2 separate regions of the Homo sapiens genome follow, and region 1 is linked to region 2. The links are chromatin loops, found by intact Hi-C in ENCODE. Cell type or tissue: ascending aorta. All regions are shown on one strand. Links, peaks and the distances in the headings refer to the core of each region. The heading gives the core; the rest is flanking DNA.

What was found. Peaks named below come from ENCODE experiments on the same cell type or tissue, not always from the same donor. Only the 100,000 strongest peaks of a DNase experiment are listed, where the experiment ranks them.
Region 1: a loop joins it to region 2, with 4 times the contacts of the local background. A loop is called at or near these places in 2 of 110 quality-filtered maps.

What each region holds. Positions count from the first base shown.
Region 1 is chr16:89,197,982-89,207,632 of GRCh38, reverse strand. It overlaps SLC22A31 (solute carrier family 22 member 31), which reads left to right and starts at 7,096. Exons shown (of 9, transcript NM_001384763.1): 1 at 7,096-7,155; 2 at 7,817-7,920; 3 at 8,066-8,220; 4 at 8,442-8,610; 5 at 8,836-8,981; 6 at 9,083-9,191; 7 at 9,297-9,511. The coding sequence starts at 7,132. RefSeq lists a silencer at 5,940-6,029 and enhancers at 6,322-6,944, 8,193-8,816. In ascending aorta, for the core only: no CTCF peak of the experiment used is centred there; a DNase peak (open chromatin) is centred at 5,932; H3K4me3 peaks cover 1,618 bases; H3K27me3 peaks cover 3,145 bases.
Region 2 is chr16:89,139,982-89,149,632 of GRCh38, reverse strand. ACSF3 (acyl-CoA synthetase family member 3) reads right to left here. Exons shown (of 11, transcript NM_001243279.3): 9 at 4,232-4,366; 10 at 3,584-3,695. Among named protein-coding and RNA genes, the nearest start is that of LINC00304, 14 kb to the left of the region's middle. In ascending aorta, for the core only: no CTCF peak of the experiment used is centred there; no DNase peak of the experiment used is centred there.

The DNA.
Region 1 (9,651 bases), core at 1,198-9,197, 57 kb before region 2:
CGACAGAGTGAAGCTGCGTCTCAAAAAAAAAAAGAAAAGCTCTAGACCTGATGCCTTCACTAGTGACTTCTACCGCATGTTTAAAGATGATTTAATGTTAAAAATTCTCAAACACTTCCAAAACACTTAAGAGGACGAAATACTTCTTAAGTCTTTCCATGAAGCTTGCATTACTCTGACACCAAAGCCTGTCAGAGATATAAGAAAACTAGAGACTAATATCCCTTACGAACATTAACATAAAAACCAACAAAATAGGCCGGACGTGGTGGCTCATGCCTGTAATCCTAGCACTTTGGGAGGCCGAGGTGGGCTGATCATGAGGTCAGGAGATTGAGACCATCCTGGCTAACACGGTGAAACCCCATCTCTACTAAAAATACAAAAGATTAGCTGAGCATGGTGGTAGGCACTTGTAGTCCCAGCTACTCGGGAGGCTGAAGCAGGAGAATCGTTTGAACCTGGCAGGCTGAGATTGCAGTGAGCCAAGATCGCGCCATGGCACTCCAGCCTGGGCGACAGAGCGAGACTCTGTCTCGAAAAGAAAAAAAAAAAAAAAAAAAAGTCATATATGAAAAACCCAAAGCAACCGTCTTACAGAATGGTGAAAGAATAAACTTTTCCTTTAGGATAAGAAACGAGGCAAGGTTGCTGGCTTTCACCACTTGGACTCAGCATAGTACTGGAAGTTCTGACCAGAGCAATTCGGGAAGAAAATACAATAAAAGCCACCCAAATTGGAAAGCAAGAAGTAAAATCATCTGTTCGCAGAGGATATGATCTTATATACGGGAAATCCTTGAAGATTACACACACAGACAGAATGTGTTCGAACTAATAAATGAATTCAGCAAAGTAGCAGGATACAATGTCAAAATGCAAAACCAGTGCATTTCTATATACTATCAATTAACAATCTAAAAAAGCATTTACGGAAATAATTCTACTCACAATAGCATCTTGGCCAAGTGTGATGGCTCACGCCTGTAATCCCAACACTTTGGAAGGCCAAGGCAGGCGGGTCACTTGAGGTCAGGAGTTCAAAACCAGCCTGGCCAACATGTTGAAACCCCATCTCTACTACGAATACAAAAAAATTAGCCAGGTATGGTGGCAGGCGCCTGTAATCTCAGCTAGTTGGGAGGTTGAGGCAGGAGAATTGCTTGAACCCGGGAGGCAGAGGTTGCAGTGAGCCAAGATGGTGCCACTGTACTCCAGCCTGGGTGACGGAGCAAGACTCTATCTGAAAAAATAAAAGTAAAAGAATAAAATACTGCCGAGGTGGATGGATCATGAGGTCAGGAGATCAAGACCATCCTGGCTAACACAGGGAAACTCCGTCTCTACTAAAAATACAAAAAATTAGCCGGGTTTGGTGGCAGGTGCCTGTAGTCCCAGCTACTCGGGAGGCTGAGGCAGGAGAATCACTTGAACCTGGAAGGCGGAGGTTGCTGTGAGCCGAGATGGCGGCCACTGCACTCCAGCCTGGGTGACAGAGCGAGACTCCATCTCAAAGAAAAATAATAAAATAATAAAATAATAAAATACTTAATAACTAACTTAACCAAGGAGGTAAAAGAATTGTGCAATAAAAATCTACAAAAAATTAAAGAAAGCATAAACAAATGAAAACACATCCCATGTTCATGGATTAGAAGAATTAATATTGTTAAAAATGTCAACACTGCCCATATAAATCTGCAGATTCAGTGCAATCAATTTTGATTAATTCAAAACAGTATTAATTCTTCTATCAAAACATTTTGATAGGGAATTCGTATCAAAGTCCCACTGACATTGTTGTTACAGAAAAATTCATTTAAAAACTCACATAGGCCGCGCGCGGTGGCTCACGCCTGTAATCCCAGCACTGTGGGGGCCAGGCGCGGTGGCTCCCGCCTGTAATCCCAGCACTGTGGGAGGCCGAGGCGGGCGGATCACGAGGTCAGGAGATCAAGACCATCCTGGCTAACACGGTCAAACCCCGTCTCTACTAAAACTACAAGAAAATTAGCTGGGCGTAGTGGCGGGCTCCTATAGTCCCAGCTACTCGGGAGGCTGAGGCAGGAGAATGGCGTGAACCCAGGAGGCGGAGCTTGCAGTGAGCCGAGATCGCGCCATTGCATTCCAGTCTGGGCAACTGAGCGAGGCTCCGTCTCAAAAAAAAAAAAAAAAAAAAAAAAATTCATATGGAACCTTGTGGAACCCCAAATAGTCAAAATAATTTTTAAAAAGAACAAAGCTGGGCTGGGCGCGGTGGCTCACTCCTGTAATCCCAGCACTTTGGGAGGCCAAGCTGGGCGGATCACAAGGTCAGGAGATCGAGACCATCCTGGCTAACACGGTGAAACCCCGTCTCTACTGAAAATACAAAAAAATTAGCTGGGCGTGGTGGTGGGCACCTGTAGTCCCAGCTACGTGGGACAAAGCTGGAGGACTCACAGTTCCCGATTTCAAAACTTACTTCAGGCCGGGCACAGTGGTTCATGCCTGTAATCCTAGCACTTTGGGAGGCTGAGGCGGGTGGATTGTCTGAGCTCAGGAGTTTGAGACCAGCTTGGGCAACACAGTGAAACCTCGTCTCTACCAACATACAAAAAATTAACTGTGCTTGGTGGCACGTGCCTGTAGTCCCAGATACTCGGCAGGCTGAGGCAGGAGAATCGTTTGAACCCGGGAGGCAGAGGTTGCAGTGAGCCAGGATCACACTGCTGTACTCCAGCCTGGGTGACAGAGCGAGAATCTGTCTCCAAGAGAAAAAGAAAAAAGAAAAGAAAAAACTCACCTAAAATCTTCAGTAATTGGGTTGGGTGCAGTGGCTCACGCCTGTAATCCCAGCACTTTGGGAGGCCGAGGCGGGTGGATCACCTGAAGTTGGGAGTTTGAGACCAGCCTGGCCAATATGGAGAAACCCGGTCTCTACTAAAAACACAAAATTTAGCCAGGCGTGGTGGCGCATGCCTGTAATCCTAGCTACTTGGGAGGCTGAGGCAGGAGAATTGGTTGAGCCTGGGAGGCAGAGGTTGCGGTGAGCCAAGATCACGCCATTGCACTCCAGCCTGGGCAACAAGAGTGAAACTCTTTCTAAAAAAAAAAAAAAAAAAATCTTCAGTAATCAAAACAGTGTAGTACTGGCATGAAGACAGCCATCTAGACCAATGGAATAGAATAGAGAGCCCAGCAATGAACACTCCTCAATATGGTCGAACGATTTTTGACAAGGGTGCCGAGACCAGTCGATGAAGAAAGGACAGTGGTTTTTCAACAAATGGTGCTGGGGAAACGAAATATCTTCATGCAAAAGAATGCAGGTGTACTCTTACGTAACACCAGATACAAAAATTACCTAAAAACGGATCAAATACCTTAATGTAAGACCTTAACTTATAACACTCTTAGAAGCAAACATAGGGCAAAAGCTTCATGACACGAGACCTGGCAATGATTTCCCAGATATGACACCCAAGGCACATGCCAGAAAAGGAAAAACAGACTGACCTTCATGAAAATGAAAAAATTTTGTGCATCAAAAGACAATATCAACACAGTAAAAGAGCTACTCGCAGAATGGGAGAAAATATTTGGAAATCATATATATAATAATGGATTAATATCTAGAACAAAGAGAGAACTGCTAATGCTCAATAACAACAACAACAAAAAGGAACAGCCCAATTCAAAAATGGGCAAAGGACTTGGACAGATATTTCTCCAAAGAAGATATACAAATGACCAATAAGCACATGAAAACATGTTCAATATCACTAATCATTAGGAAAAAGCAAATGAAAACTACAATGAAATACCATCCCATACCCATTATTAGGATGACTACCATCAAAAAAACCCAGAAAATAACAATGTAGGTGAGGATGGGAGAAATCGGTACCTTGCTGCTGGAAATGTACAATGGTGCAGTCACTGTAGAAACAGTATGGTGATTCCTGAAAAAGTTAAAAATAGAACTACCCTCTGATTCAGCAATTCCATTTCTAGGTATATACATTGAAAATAATTCAAAGCAGGGTGTCAAGGAGATATTTATATTTCATGTTCATAACAGCATTATTCACAATTGCCAAAAGGTGGAAGCAACCTAGTTTACAGAAACAGATGAATGGGTAAACCAAATGTGACATATCCATACAATGGAGTATTATTCTGCCTTTAAAAAGAAGGAAATTCTAACATATGGAAAGATATGAATGAATCTTGAGGACATTATGCCAAATGAAATAAACCGTTCACAAAAAGAAAAATGCCGTGTGATTCCACTTCTAAGAGATACTTAGCTTAGTCAAAATCACACACAGAATACAGAATGCTAGTTCCCTGGGGCGAGGAGGAGGGGCTATGGGGAGTTACTATGTAACGGGCATCGAGTTTCTGTTTTACAAGGTGAACAGAGTTAAGGAGCTGGATGGGGGTGACGGCTGCACCATAGTGTGAATGTATTTGATACCACTGAACTGCACACTTAAAATGGTTAAGATGATACATTTTGTTGTGCTTTATCACAATAAAATAACTGAAACAAACCGGAACATGGGTGTTGGCAAGGATGTCGGGGAACGAGCACCCTTCTGTATTGCTGGTGGTGAAATCGAACCGCCGCTGCGGAAAACCGTTCTGCGGTTTCACAAACAGTTCACACCCTAAGGCCCAGCTATTCATGCCTAGGTATACACCAAAGATAAATGGAAACAGGCACCCAAATACTTGTACGAAAATGTTCATCGTGTCACTGGACGCAAAAGGCAAAAAGTGGAAACAACCCACTGTCCATCAACAGAGGAAGAGAGAAACGTGTGGGCTCCATCCACGGAATATTATTCACTCCTGAAAAGGAACGCGGGTCTGATCCCCGCTCCACCGGGGACGAACCTTGAAGACGCGATTCTAAGCGAAAGACGCCGGAACACAAAAGGCCACAGCACGTAGGGCTCCATTGAACGGAGGTCAGAACAGGCTGGTCCGCGGAGCAGGGCGGGGGCTGCAGGGCCCTGGAGGGGCGCGGAGAGCGGCCGCCGACGGGCGGGCTCTGCTCGGGTAGAAGCTGTTCCGGAGCCCGAGAAGGTGCTGGTCCCGCAACACTGTTGGGGGGGCCCCGCTGAGCTGAGCCTTGCGACCCGGTTTATGTGACGTGAGTTCCACCTCAATCTAAGTGTGAGGAAGCGAACAGCGTTCTGAAACGCAGAAACGTGCCCATTCGAATTGTTAACGCGAGCGCAGAGCCCACTGACAAAGCAAAATAAGACAAACCGGGAGTCAGAAAACTCAGCGACCCACAGGATCCACCGTGATGTTTCCCACAAATGTTACCGCGAAAACAGTCGGACTTGAAAATAAACGCGACCTACCTGGTTCTCGGAAGGGGAGAAGGATCCGGGCGAAAGGCGTCAGTTCTCCCTCGCTCGCCCCGTAGACGCAGCGCAGGCCCCGAGCTCCCGAGCGGCGGTTTCAGAACCCGCGGGTCACCCGGGAGCTCCTCCCGCAGTACCAGCCGAAAGCTCCCAGCGCCGAGGAGGGCGGGCGGCTGCCCTCCCCGACCTCGCCCCGCCCGCGCGGACGCCCCCGGCCCCACGCGGGGACCACCCCGGGACGCCGGCCGGAGCCCGCGCGCCCCCGGGCAACCTGAGTGCACCTGCGCCGCGAGGGCACCTGAGCGCTCCCGGCCACGCCCCTGCCACGCCCCCGGCCCCCACGTGCCGCCCTCACGGGGCCCCGCCCCCTCGCGGTTCGGCCGCAAGCCCCGCCTCTCAACCTTCCCGCCCCTCAACCTCCCCGCCCTATGCCCCAGATCGGGCCCCGCCCCTTTACGCCTTAGGCCCCGCCCTCACACCGCCCGCCCCCACACCCCGCCTCCACTGGACTCAGGCTCCGCCCCTTAATGCCTCGCCCCAAAGCCCCGCCCCAGGAGCCCGCCCTGGTCCAGGCCCCGCCCCGTCCCGAGCGCAGCCTGCGACCGATGGAGCAGGAGGCGCGGGTGCTGAGAGCTGCGGGCGGCTTTGGCCGGGCCCGGCGCCTGCTGGCCTCCGCCTCGTGGGTACCCTGCATAGTGCTGGGGCTGGTGCTGAGCTCCGAGGAGCTGCTTACCGCGCAGCCCGCGCCCCACTGCCGACCGGACCCCACGCTGTTGCCCCCAGCGCTGCGCGCCCTGCGCGGACCCGCGCTGCTGGACGCCGCCATCCCGCGCCTGGGGCCCACGCGAGCCGCGAGCCCCTGCCTGCTCCTGCGCTACCCCGATCCCGCGCCCTGCACCCGCCCCGGGCCCGCGCCCCGCGCCCGCACGCAACGGCACCCGGCCCTGCACACGCGGCTGGCTCTACGCGCTGCCCGGCGCCGGCCTCCTGCAAAGCCCGGTCACCCAGGTGCGCCCCCGTCCCTGCTGCCCCGCAGCCCTCCCCGCCCCCAGCCCGCCGAGGCCCTGGGTGTCCTTTCTCCATCCTACCTGGCGCCTCTGACCCGGGCCCCCCGGCCGTCCTCCTGGGCTTCCTGCTCCGGGGCGGCCGCCGGCCCGACGGTGCCGCAGACGGGCGCGCACGGGCCGGACCCGCGGAGAGGGGCCGGGCGGGGGCTGAATCTGGGCCTGGGAGCTGCCAGGCGCGGGGCGGCCTGGGGCGCTGGAGGATTGGAGCCGAAGGCGCCGGTGGGGGAGCAGGGCCTGGAATTTGCTTCAGGACCACCAGCGTCTTCAGCAGACCGTGGCTTTGGGCTGGCTTTCCAAGGCAGAGTCTCTGCTTGGAGGGACTGACGTGGTCAGCACAGACTGGGGAAGGTGGGCTTCCCATCAGTGAGGTGCGCAGAGGCTGGGCTAGAGACTGCATTGCCTGAAGGGAAACCTTGACGATCTGCGTGAGAAGAGATGGGGAGGCGGGCGGCAGGGACCTCCAGGCCCCTTTCATGCCTTTCCGCGCTGGGGCTGAGACCTGCACACCCCTGAGGCAGCCTTTACCCCGAGGCCCCCATCCCCCATCCTGGGAGGACTGGCCCCAGTGTGGAAACTGGAACGGGGTTGCCACATCTTCACAAGGGCTGCCTGGGGCCCTGGAACCCGCCGGGCTTCTCTCTCCACCCTGCTCCCTCCCACCTCCCACCTGCCCTCCTCCTGTTTGGTGCCTGGATCCAGGAATGCCCCATCAGCTTTCCCAAAACGTCAGGTTTGAAAGTAAAATCTCGGGCATAGCACGGCCCCCAGCAGTAGATTAAGCTTGCCAAGAAGACCCAGGAACCGGAAGGGGTGGGGGGAGGCGCAGAGCTGAGGTCAAGGGTCAAGGGCCTCACCGGGAAATGCCGCTGAGCACAGCTCTCCAGCCGCTGCCCGAGTCCCTCTTGAAATGGGCAGGGCAGGGAGGGCGTGGGTACCAGCGCAGGTGCTGGGGTTCATTTCTTAGGCCTGTGTCATGGCTATGACCCTTGGCCGGCTGGGGTGGGGGCTGTGTCTATGACGCCACCAAGGCCCTGGGTGTCCCCGGGGTCCCTCGGAATAGGAGGTGGAAACGGGTCGGACAAGAGCTGGCCGTGGGGGAAGAGCAATGGTGTGCGGAGGTGGGGGAGGCCCTATCTAGGGACAAGCAGAAAACTTAGGGTGGGCAGATCCCCCCGACCCCTGTGCAGGGGCTGCCGGAGACCAGAGAGGCTGCTGTGTGACCTGGACCAAGCCCCTTGCCCTCTCATGCCTCAGTTTCCCCTTCTCTCCACGGAGGGATTGAGCAGGACATGGAGGGCCCCTTCCAGTAGCCATTCTGGGACTCCCTGCACCTGTCCCCAGGGGAGGGTCCTGAGCTGGCCTCCACGTGGCTGCTGTTCCCCATAGTGGAACCTTGTGTGTGGAGACGGCTGGAAGGTCCCGCTGGAGCAGGTGAGCCACCTCCTGGGCTGGCTGCTGGGCTGTGTCATCCTGGGAGCAGGCTGTGACCGGTGAGGCCCCTTCCCTTTTCCTGCTGCCCAGCAGCCCTCCCCTCCGCCCACTCTCAGGGTTCAGCTAGACCTGGTGCTGCCAGGATGAAGGTTGGACCCTGGGTTATCCTGACCCTGTCCAAGCATGTCCCCCGCTGCCCACCAGGTTTGGACGCCGGGCAGTTTTTGTGGCCTCCCTGGTGCTGACCACAGGCCTGGGGGCCAGTGAGGCCCTGGCTGCCAGCTTCCCTACCCTGCTGGTCCTGCGCCTACTCCACGGGGGCACATTGGCAGGGGCCCTCCTCGCCCTGTATCTGGCTCGTGAGTACCCTGGGGGCTGCTGTCACTGGGGGAGGGGCAGTGGGTGGCCCGCAGGCCTCTGAGGCTCCCTTGCCGAGGGCCCCGAGCTGCAGGGACAGTGAGCAGTGAGTCCCTTGGGCATCCCGCTCCTGGGCAGGTCACCAATAGGTCCCCGCAGTTCCCAATGGAACTGTTCCAGTCCTCCCCGAGGCCTCCACTTCAACCTGTCTGTGTCTGCCCAGGCCTGGAGTTGTGTGACCCTCCCCACCGCCTGGCCTTCTCCATGGGGGCTGGCCTTTTCTCGGTGGTGGGCACCCTGCTGCTGCCCGGCCTGGCTGCGCTTGTGCAGGACTGGCGTCTTCTGCAGGGGCTGGGTGCCCTGATGAGTGGACTCTTGCTGCTCTTTTGGGGGTAAGTGTGGTGGGAGCTGGGCCAGCAGCCCTCATCGGGGCTGACTATGTAGCTTCCCTCTGCACCGACGTATCCCATGCCAGGTAAACGCATGGGTTACAGGGTCACAGAGAACTACAGTGATGTCCTGCCCCTGAGCCTGGGGGTGGGGTGGGGGCCCTGGCCTTTGCCTCTCCTTCCAGGAGGAGGTGGAGGGAGCCGTGGGCATCCTCACCAACGCTGCAGGTTCCCGGCCCTGTTCCCCGAGTCTCCCTGCTGGCTGCTGGCCACAGGTCAGGTAGCTCGAGCCAGGAAGATCCTGTGGCGCTTTGCAGAAGCCAGTGGCGTGGGCCCCGGGGACAGTTCCTTGGAGGAGAACTCCCTGGCTACAGGTCAGGCGCCTACCAGGGAGGAGGGAGATTCAGGTACTGGAGGAGGGCTTCGGAGAGGCACAGCTCCTCACCCCCCTCCCCTCACATCTCTGCGGCTACAGAGCTGACCATGCTGTCTGCACGGAGCCCCCAGCCCCGGTACCACTCCCCACTGGGGCTTCTGCGTACCCGAGTCACCTGGAGAAACGGGCTTATCTTGGGCTTCAGCTCGTGAGTCGAGGAAGGGCTGGGGTCCTGCACCATCCCCCGGGGTGGGCATATGGTCCCCAGAGTCCCCGGCTCTGGCTGGGCCCATAGATTTGCTCTCTCTCCCAGGCTGGTTGGTGGAGGCATCAGAGCTAGCTTCCGCCGCAGCCTGGCACCTCAGGTGCCGACCTTCTACCTGCCCTACTTCCTGGAGGCCGGCCTGGAGGCGGCAGCCTTGGTCTTCCTGCTCCTGACGGCAGATTGCTGTGGACGCCGCCCCGTGCTGCTGCTGGGCACCATGGTCACAGGCCTGGCATCCCTGCTGCTCCTCGCTGGGGCCCAGTGTGAGCTTGGGGCCCCGCAGGCCATACAGGAGCCATTGTGTTTGGGCCGACGGTCTGCCACACCAGGGGGCCATAGTGCCGACAGGGGAGCAGCCTGGGGTGGCAGCCCAAGGCCAGCTGCTGTTTGTTTTCCTCTGATC
Region 2 (9,651 bases), core at 444-8,443:
CTTCTCCACTCTCCTCACCCTTTGAATTGTCAGTGTAACCTCATTCTTCTTGGACGCGGGACAAGAACTTGGGAACCGATGAATGCAGGTATAAGCTATAACACAGGTGGGCTGAGCCAGTGCATAAGCCAAGCATGGCCCAGTGGGTCGAGTGTGTGGGTGCCTTCTGTGGCAGGCCTGGGTTGGGGGTGTCACCAGCCACGGAGGTCCCCGGTTGGCAAAGTGGCTGAGAAAAATCTGGCTTCATTTATAGCAATGCAAGACTGGACTAACACAGAAAACTGGTACAGGGAAGTGGGGCACTGCTGTTAAGACATCTGGAAATGTGGAAGCAGCTTTGGAACTGGGTAACAGGCAGAGGCTGGAACGATTTGGAGAGCTCGGAAGAAGACAGGAAGATGAGGGAAAGTTTGGAACTTCCTAAAGACTTGTTAAATTGTTGTGACTAAAATGCTAATAGCGATATGGACAATGAAGTCCAGGCTGAGGTAGACTCGGAGGGAGATGAGGAACTTATTGGGAACTGGAGCAAAGATTGCTTTTGTTAAGCATGAGCAAAGAGATGACCTGAAACCGGAACTTAGATTTAAAAGGTAAGCAGAGCATAAAATTTGGAAAATTTGCAGCCTGATCACATGGTAGAAAACAAACAAACAAACAATTTTCTGGGGAGGAATTCAAGCTGGCTGCAGAAATGTGCGTAAGTAAAGAGGAGCTGAATATTAATCGCCAAGACAATGAGGAAAATGTCTCTAGGCGTGTCAGAGACCTTCATGGAAGTGCCTCTCATCATAGGCCTGGAGGCCTCGGAGGGAAGAATGGTTTTGTGGGCCACTGCCCTGAGGGACACTGGCCCCTGCATCCCTGTTGCTCTGGGGCTAAAAGGGCTCCAGATAGAGCTCAGGCCACTGCTCCAGGGCAGTGAAGAGGAGAAAGATGGGGTTGGAGCCCCCACACAGAGTCCCCAGTGGGGCCCTGGCTACTGCAGCTGTGAGAAGAGGGCCACCGTTCTCCAGACCCCAGAATAACCCACCGACAGCTTGCACTGTGTGGTGCACCTAGAAAAGTTGCAGGCACACAACAGCAGCCTATGAAAGCAGCATGGGGGCTGTACCCTACAGAGCCACAGGAGCAGAGATACCCATGGCCTTGGGAGCCACCTCCATGCATCAGTGTAGCCTGGATGTGAGACATGGGTCTTAGGAGATTATTTTGGGGCTTTAAGATTTATTGGGCTGGGTGGGGTTGCTCACGCCTGTAATTCCAGCATTTTGGGAATCTGAGGCAGGTGGATCACTTGAGGTCAGGAGTTCGAGACCAGCCTGGACAACATGGCAAAACCCCATCTCTACTAAAAAATACAAAAATTAGCTGGGTGTGGTGGTGCATGCCTATAGTCCCAGCTACTTAGGGAGGCTGAGGTAGGAGAATTGCTTGCAGGCAGAGGCTATAGTAAGCTGAGATCATGCCACTGCACTCCAGCCTGGGCATCAGAGCAAGACCCCGTCTCAAAAAAAAAAAAAAAAAAAAACCAAAAAAGAAGAAACCAAAAAACAATTCAGTGACTGCCTTGCTAGGTTTTGGACCTGCCTGGGGCTCGCAGCCCCTTTGTTTTGGCTGGCGGCTCTCTTTTGGCACTGGTGTATTTACCCAATGCCTGCACCCCCACTGTATCTGGGAAGTAACTTGTCTTTGATTTTACAGGCTCATAGGTGAAAAGGACTTGCCTTGTCTCAGACGAGACTTTGGACTGTGGACTTCTGAATTAATGCTGAAATGAGTGAAGACTTGGGGGACTGTTGGGAAGTAGGATTGTATTTTGCAATGTAAAAAGGACGTAAGATTTGGGAGGGGCCAGGGAGGAACGATATGGTTTGGATCTGTGTCCCCACCCAAATCTCATGTTGAATTGTGATCCCCGCTGTTGGAGGAGCGACCTGGTGGGAGGTGACTGCATCACAGGGGTGGATTTTCCCCTTGCTGTTCTCGTGCTAGTGAGTGAGTTCTCACAAGACCTGCATGTTTGAGAGTGCGTGGCACCTCCCTCTCCCATCGCTCTGTGGCTCCTCCCACCCCCTCCTCGCTCTGTGGCCCCTCCCCCCCCCCCCGCTCACTCTGTGACCCCTCCCTCCTCCCTCACTCACTCTGTGGACCCTCCCTCCTCCCTCACTCACTCTGTGACCCCTCCCTCCTCCCTCACTCACTCTGTGACCCCTCCCTCCTCCCTCACTCACTCTGTGACCCCTCCCTCCTCCCTCACTCACTCTGTGGCCCCTCCCCCGCTCACTCTGTGGCCCCTCCCCCCCTTGCTCACTCTGTGACCCCTCCCTCCTCCCTCACTCACACTGTGGCCCCTCCCTCCTCCCTCACTCACTCTGTGACCCCTCCCTCCTCCCTCACTCACTCTGTGGACCCTCCCTCCTCTCTCACTCACTCTGTGGACCCTCCCTCCCTCTGTGGACCCTCCCTCCTCCCTCACTCACTCTGTGGCTCCTCCCTCCTCCCTCCTGCTCCGGCCATGTAGGATGTGCCTGTTTCCCCTTTGCCTTCTGCCATGACTGTAAGTTTCCTGAGGCCTCCCCAGCCACGCTTCCTGTATAGCCTGTGGAACCATGAGCCAATTATACCCCGTTTCTTTATAAATTAAAAAAACAAAAGAAATTACTGTAGGTGAAACTAAAAGCTTCCTTTCTGAGCTCAGCCTGGCTCTGCCCTGACGGTCCTATGGGATACCCTTCCGTCCTGACGGCCTTTGACAAGGCCATAGCTCAGGTTCAGCCCTGGGCGTGACCACCACCACTGCTGGCAAAAGTGGAGGGTCTGTGGATCCCATGCATCAGAAACCACTGGGGGTGAGACAGGTGGGAGAAAGTCCTTGGGGAAAGGTTCTGGGTAAGGTAAAGGCAAAACAAAAAATGCAGGTGAGTTTAAGGACTGGGTGGTGGCCACCGCTGAGGAACAGGCCCTGCCCTGGACATGGAGGGGAAAGTGAAATGACTGAGGGGATGGTGATGGTGCTGGGGTCTCCGTGGAACTGACTGGAGGTGTGTGAGGCACCTTCAGGACCCACCCCCAGGGCAGGAGAGGGAGAGGCCGTGCAGGTGCCGACGGAGAATGGGTGGGCCTTGCAGTTCTGCTGGGGCCCAGCACTGGCTTTGGGGCGGCAGGTGGACAGGCTGCCTGTGGCCTGGCGGGGAAGGGCCCAGCGCGTGCGGCCAGCTGGTGTCAACCCTGGATCTCAGCTCCATGCACCTCCTGCATGGGCCTGGCCTGGCTCATCCGGGATCTCTCCTGGGACCAGGACGGAACCCACCACAGGCCGTACAGGGCCCTGTCCCAGGAATGTGAGTTTCTGCCCCCTCGGAATATTGCCACCAAGTCAAATCTGAGCACGGCTCCTGCCCCCTGCCCTCGTCTCTACCTGCTGTGTGCGGCCTTCAGGTCTCTAAGGACCCTCACTGCTGGTCTTTCTTGATCCCTCATCTCCACCTCTAAGACGGACGATGCCAATACCTAGGGTGGCCCTCAAGACTGGACCCCCAAGACCCCATGAGTGCTCCCTGCCCGCCCCACCCAGCCCTACCTGGCCCACTCTTTGAGCTCCCTGTGGGACAGTGAGTGTCCTTCTCGGAGGGTCACCACAGCAGTGACCCGCTGGCCCCATGTCATATCCGGAACTCCAATCACAGCCACATCTGCGGATAGAAGAACAGTTTGAGAACATGGGGATGCCTCAGTGACCCTTACAGGCCGAAGAGTGCCTGGACACACAGGAAGAGCGCAGTCTGGCCGCAGCCCTGGAGCCCGTCCTTGGACAGGCCCCACTCCAATCACTCGTCCTGGTGCTGGCTGGGCCTGTGGGGAGGGGAGTGAGGACGGGCTCCCCACGGTGGATCTGGGGACTGGGCACTCACAGGGGCTCTGCCTTCCCGCCCCTTGGCTCTCTGCACTCTCCCTGCCACCTTCCTGCAGGGGAATCATGCAGATGGGAGCTGCGCCCGGCCAGGCCTGGGAGCTCTGGTGGGCACGGGGTCAGTGGCTCCAACACCGAGCAGGCTGCACCCCCACTAGCCCCATGTTCCCTGGCCAGGGCAGGGACCAGAGGTGAGCATCACAGGGACCCCTGCAGGCAGCTGGGACGGCGTCGACTCATCTGCAGTCGTCTAAAACTCAAACATGGAAGGCAGCACCCGTCTAGCCTGGCCTCCCTGGCCCAAGTCCGGCCACGCACCTGTGATGCTGGGGTGGGCCAGCAGGTGCCACTCCACCTCCAGGGCGCTGACCTTGTAGCCTCCAGTCTTGATGATGTCCACTGAGGTCCGGCCTCGGATCCAGTACTGGCCATCCTTAAACACCACGGTGTCCCCTGAGGAAAAGGGGCTCTGGTTAACTGGCCATCCTTAAACACCACGGTGTCCCCTGAGGAAAAGGGGCTCTGGTTAACTGGCCGTCCTTAAACACCACGGTGTCCTCTGAGGAAAGGGGGCTCTGGTTACTACCCTGTGGCAACCCCAACGGAGAAACAGCTATGCCAGGTAAGCCCACATTCCTGGTGGTCACGACGTGCGTCCCAAGGTGGGACTGTGCCCATGATGTGGGGTCTGCCCTTCCTGTGGGGTCCCTTCCCCATGCTCAGCTGTATGCACTTCCTCCAGGGGCAGGTCAGCAGTGGGTCCAGAGCCTGCCAGGAGCAGGAGGTGCCAGAAGCCCTGCTGGGCCTGTGGTCTGCAGACACCCTGCATTAGGAAGCCGGCTCAGGCCCTGTTTCTGTGACAGTGATTGATAACCACTGGCCATGGGTGGGATGCGTGGCCTTTTCTGAGCAACAAGCACAGGGTCTGATGCTTTACCCTCCCTCAGGATGGGTGCCAGGGTGTGCTGGGCCTCCTGGCTGTGCTGCTACTGCTGCAAGGGCCCCCAGACGGAGCCCCTGGGACTGCAGCATAGAGGGGCCGCCCCTCATGCAGGCAGGCTGCTCTGGGAGAGGGGCCGAGGCCCACCAGGCCCTGTCCTGCCATTTCTCTCAGGCCCACAAAAGAATCCAGGCCAAATATTCAGTAAAAGAAGTGAACCAGACACATTACAACATCCCACCACGGTGGGCTCCAGCAGTGAATGCCCAGCCCCTCTGGATGGGAGAGGCACCAAGGCCCACGCAGAGGCCACAGGGAGGGGCTGGTGGCTGAGGAGGACAGGGCCTTTCCTGGGTGCCTGGAGCCTCCTGCTGGTGCCCATCTTGTGCCCTCCACACCTGACCATGCTGGTCCTAGAACAATGGCCGGGGCTGCCCCACGTTTTCCTTCCTAAGGCAAAGCCACGACGTGGCCCTTGCTCCTCCCCGTGCAGTTCCTGGAGCTCCTGTGGGAACCAAGCTTCCTTCGTTTTCTTCCTTTCTCGAGTAGCTCAACACAGACACCACCAGCCACTGAGGGTGGGGAGTCGGGAAGAGCGGGCTGCAGCCTCAGAGCCTGTACTCCCAGCCCGAAGCTGTCTCATGACGCATGGGCCCATAGTGTGCGTGCCTGCGAGCGTGTGTGCAGCTGGGAGGGCGCGGTATGCGTGACTGTGAGCATGTGCACGCACACATGTGTGCCGTGGCTGTGGGAGCATGCAGGGCATGTAAGGGCAGTGCTGAGGCCTCAACTGTCTGCTTCCACATACCCTGCACTCCACATGGGTTATTAGCTGGAATAAATCATAAATACTTCATTATACATCATGCTGTTGGACGCAGAAAGGCCCCATCCATCCACCTCACCACTCCTTGAGACCCATGGCGTGCTCCTCAGTCTATTAAACAAGACGGATGGGTGTGCCCAGGTGGGCTCCAGGCTTATTTATGGAGCTCTGGAACTCTGGAACTCTGTGCTGATGGGTAGCAGAAAAACCAGAGGCTCCCCGACAGGAGAGTGGTCTCACTGCGCCCCTGGGGTAGTCTGGGCGGCTGGAAGGGGGTGTGCAGGTTGGGCTGTGGGCGGGGTTGGACACAGCCTGTCCCAAGTCCCGTGGGACCCGCCATGGCTCCTGCTCCTGCTGTGCAGCCTGGCTTGTGTGTCCCCTCTGGACCAGACAGCCACCAATCTTCCAATAGCATCTCTTAATCGCACCGAGCCACCCCGTCCAGGCTGCTCCTGCCCCACGGATGCCACAGCTGCTGACACCAGGGAGGCTGCCAGGTGCTCAGGGCCCTCCATACAGCTTCTGGCCTGGCTCCACCCTGGCCTGCACCACCCAGAGACCCAGCGCAGCATGGAGCCACTGCCCTGCTCTGGTCCTGCCGGAGAGGCCATCACTGCCTGCCCCCAAGGCTGACAAGTCCCCGGCACCCTCTTGAGCTGCCTGTGTCCTGGCTCCAAGGATGCACCACAGTTACTCACGGGGCTGAGGCTGCACCACAGCTACGCACGGGGCTGAGACTGCACCAAAGCTACGCACGGCACTGAGGATGTACCACCGTTACACACCAGGCTGATGCTGGGAGAAACTGGGGGGACGGCACAAGGAACCCCTGTGTGTTATTTCTAATTTCCTGCGAATCTTTTTTATAAGTTTTAAAATGTTGCTTTTTGGTTTATGGAGCAATTTTCTTCCCCATCTCCAGCAGCACCAGCCCCGAGTGGGCTCATGACATGGTGAGTCACGCCAACGTCGGCAATGGATTATGATCGCGCAATAACTTGTTAAAGAACAAACTCACATGAGCTTAATTTATGAATACAAGGAATGAGTGCCCTTCACAGGAGAGGCCCATCAATGGCTGATTAGATGCAAGACCCAACCTCTCCGCCCACTGCGAGACCCCGTCTCCTTAGGTGTGGGTGTGTCTGCAGGTGTGGGTGTGTCTGCAGGTGTGGGTGTCTCTGTAGGTGTGGGTGTGTCTCTGCAGGTGTGGGTGTGTCTATAGGTGTGGCTGTGTCTCTGCAGGTGTGCCTGTATCTCTGCAGGTGAGGGTGTCTCTGCAGGTGTGGCTCTGTCTGCAGGTGTGGGTGTGCCTGCAGGTGTAGGTGTCTGCAGGTGTGGGTGTGTCTGCAGGTGTGGCTGTGTCTCTGCAGGTGTGGGTGTGTCTGCAGGTGTGGGTGTGTCTGCAGGTGTGGGTGTGTCTGCAGGTGTGGGTATGTCTCTGCAGGCGTGGCTGTGTCTCTGCAGATGTGTTATATCTCAGCAGGTGTGGGTGTGTATCCCCAGAGGTCGAAGCCCTGGTGCTGAGATCTCCCAGGAGTGGTGGCACTGAGTATCTGCCCATCCTCTCTGGCTCTGGGCTGTTTCTGGCATGGTCAGGCCCTGAGACCCTGCTGTAGGCCTTGTTTGGGGGTCTCTCCCTGCCTGGGCCTGGCTGCCTCTGCCCCGAGATGCTTCTTCCAGAGCCAGTGCTCAGGAAGGACTGGTGGGGGCAGCTTGGGGAGTTGTCCATTCCCTGGGCCCCAGGCCCCAAATCCCTGCTTCTCAGTGATAGCCCTGCCTGGCCTCCAACCCCAGGGTCGTCACAGGCCCCAGCTGCCTGCTGTGCTGCACGCACGGTTTCCACTGAGCCATGCGGAGGGAAGAACCGTAGGGGTCGGCGCGCAACATGGTGCCATTCCCAGGGCCCCAGGCTTCTGTGCCGGAGAAAGTGGCAGCTATACCTGTCGGAAAAAGGCTGTGTCTGAGACTCCCCCAGCAGCACTGGGCGAAGCCAATCAGTGCAGGACTGAGACCTGTCTCTGTGATGGACGCCTGTCTCGGGGATGATTCTGAGAGGTGCTTCTGTGCCCAGAACTTGTGCGTGGCATGAGGGGACCCTCAGTGCTCAGAGCACGTGTGTGGCGTGCAGGGCCCTCAGTGCATGGTGGCAGTCGTGTGTCCTTCCCACCCTGGGCATCAGAAGGTGGTGCCGCTCTCAGCCCAGCCAGCACCACAGGGCCGGCTCCCCACTCCAGTGTCAGAATCCCCATCCTCACTGCTGCCTGGAGCTCCTTCCAGGGGTAGGGAGAGACTTCCCACTGCCCACAGAGGAAAGCCCAAGTCCCACATGCGTCTCCCGGGCCTGGATGCCTTTGCCCGGACGCCTTGGCCTGGACGTTCCTGGCATCTTCCTGGCAAAGGCCCCCTCTAGGCCGGGGCCCTCCAGGGTCCATCCTGCTGCACAAACATGGCCCCTCTGCCCCAGTACCCCTGCTCCACCTCCTCTGGCCAGTGTCTTGTCTGCAAGGCCTGGGCACCCCCACCCAAAGGGGCGGCCCCGCTGCTTCCCTCCCAGCCCTGAGCTTGCCCCTTGGAACATGTCAGGCTTTGTTCTAGCTTCTCAGCACAGAGCAGTCTCAGCTCCGAGGGTCGACATCTCCCTGCCCATTCCCAGACTACTCAGCGCCCGCCTCACCCGCCTTGCTGTGCCTTTGCCAAGGGGAAAAGTGGCTGGTTTTGTTCTTCCAGGCTGGGACGCTGCTATCAAGGGCTCAGAGGCATCGGAGCCAGGGTTTAAACAAAGTCTCAGCCAAGCAAGAGCGGGTCGGACACCCCGCGGGAGGAGGTCCTGCGGCAGCGAGGGCGACTCAGAAGGTTCAGAGGGCTCCAGGGCAACTTGCGATCACTGTGAAATGCAAGTCAAACAAGTTAAATAACCTTTACTTTCCATAACAACCTATTTATCAAAATGCATCGATTCTGGAATCGGAGTCGGCTGCCAATGGGCTGTGTATGTCCTCGGCCTGATGTGTTCATTAAAGGAGTTTTCTTCTGACAGATACAATGTAGCAATCAATAAACTCCTATTACCTGGATTTATGAGCTGCTTTTGAATTTGGTGCTATTTCATGTCTCTGCCTTCCACTGTAACTGAAAATAAATCTTCCAATACTCAGATTTGAATTCTCTAGAGTGTAGGTGGAGTGAGGTGCTGTGGTCCCCAGTCCCCCAGCGAGAACTTGTCTGTGGGCCTCGGAGGAAGCACTCCTGGCCGGGGGGATGTCCTGACCCGCACGCAAGATAAGAACAGCGCCTGTTCTGCTGTGCAGATGTGGTTCCCGAGCCTGGATCTGGAGTGACACCAGCACCCAAAGCGCGATCCCAGGAAACAAGGTGAAGAGAGGCCCAGACCCAGCCTGTCGGACTTTTGCTCCCAAATGGCACTGATGCCAGCAACAGAATGTGAAGCTTGGCCCCAGTCCTTGAGGAAAGTGCCGAGGGAAGCCCAAGGCCCTGCCCAAGGACCCCGCCCAAGCCGATGCCCTGAGATCTCTGCCCCCAAGTTCTCAGCCTCCAAGCCTGGAACAGGTGCCCGTGTGTGTGTACAGAGAGGCCAAGCCTGGAACAGGTGCCTGTGTGTGTACAGAGGCAGCTGGAAACCAAGTTACGTGAAAGCCTCCACCAGTTACCCCGGGGCACCTGGCCAGGGGAGGTGGCTGCAGGGAGGACAGACTGAGGCTCAGAGGGGCAGTGGGGAAGGCGGCCTCCATTGCGGCCAGGCACAGGCCACCGCCCAGCAGGAGGGAAGGTGCTGGAAGCTCAGGTGCCCGTGGACACTGGAGGCTTCTGCACCTGGACCCCAGTGCCATCCAGGTCTCCTCTGTGGGCCAAGGGTGAAAGAGGCTTCTTGAAGGCAGAGGGAGTCCCAGTGACGGCCTGAGACCCAACTCCCTGACCTGGGCTCAGCGCTCACCCGGCAGCTCCGTGACC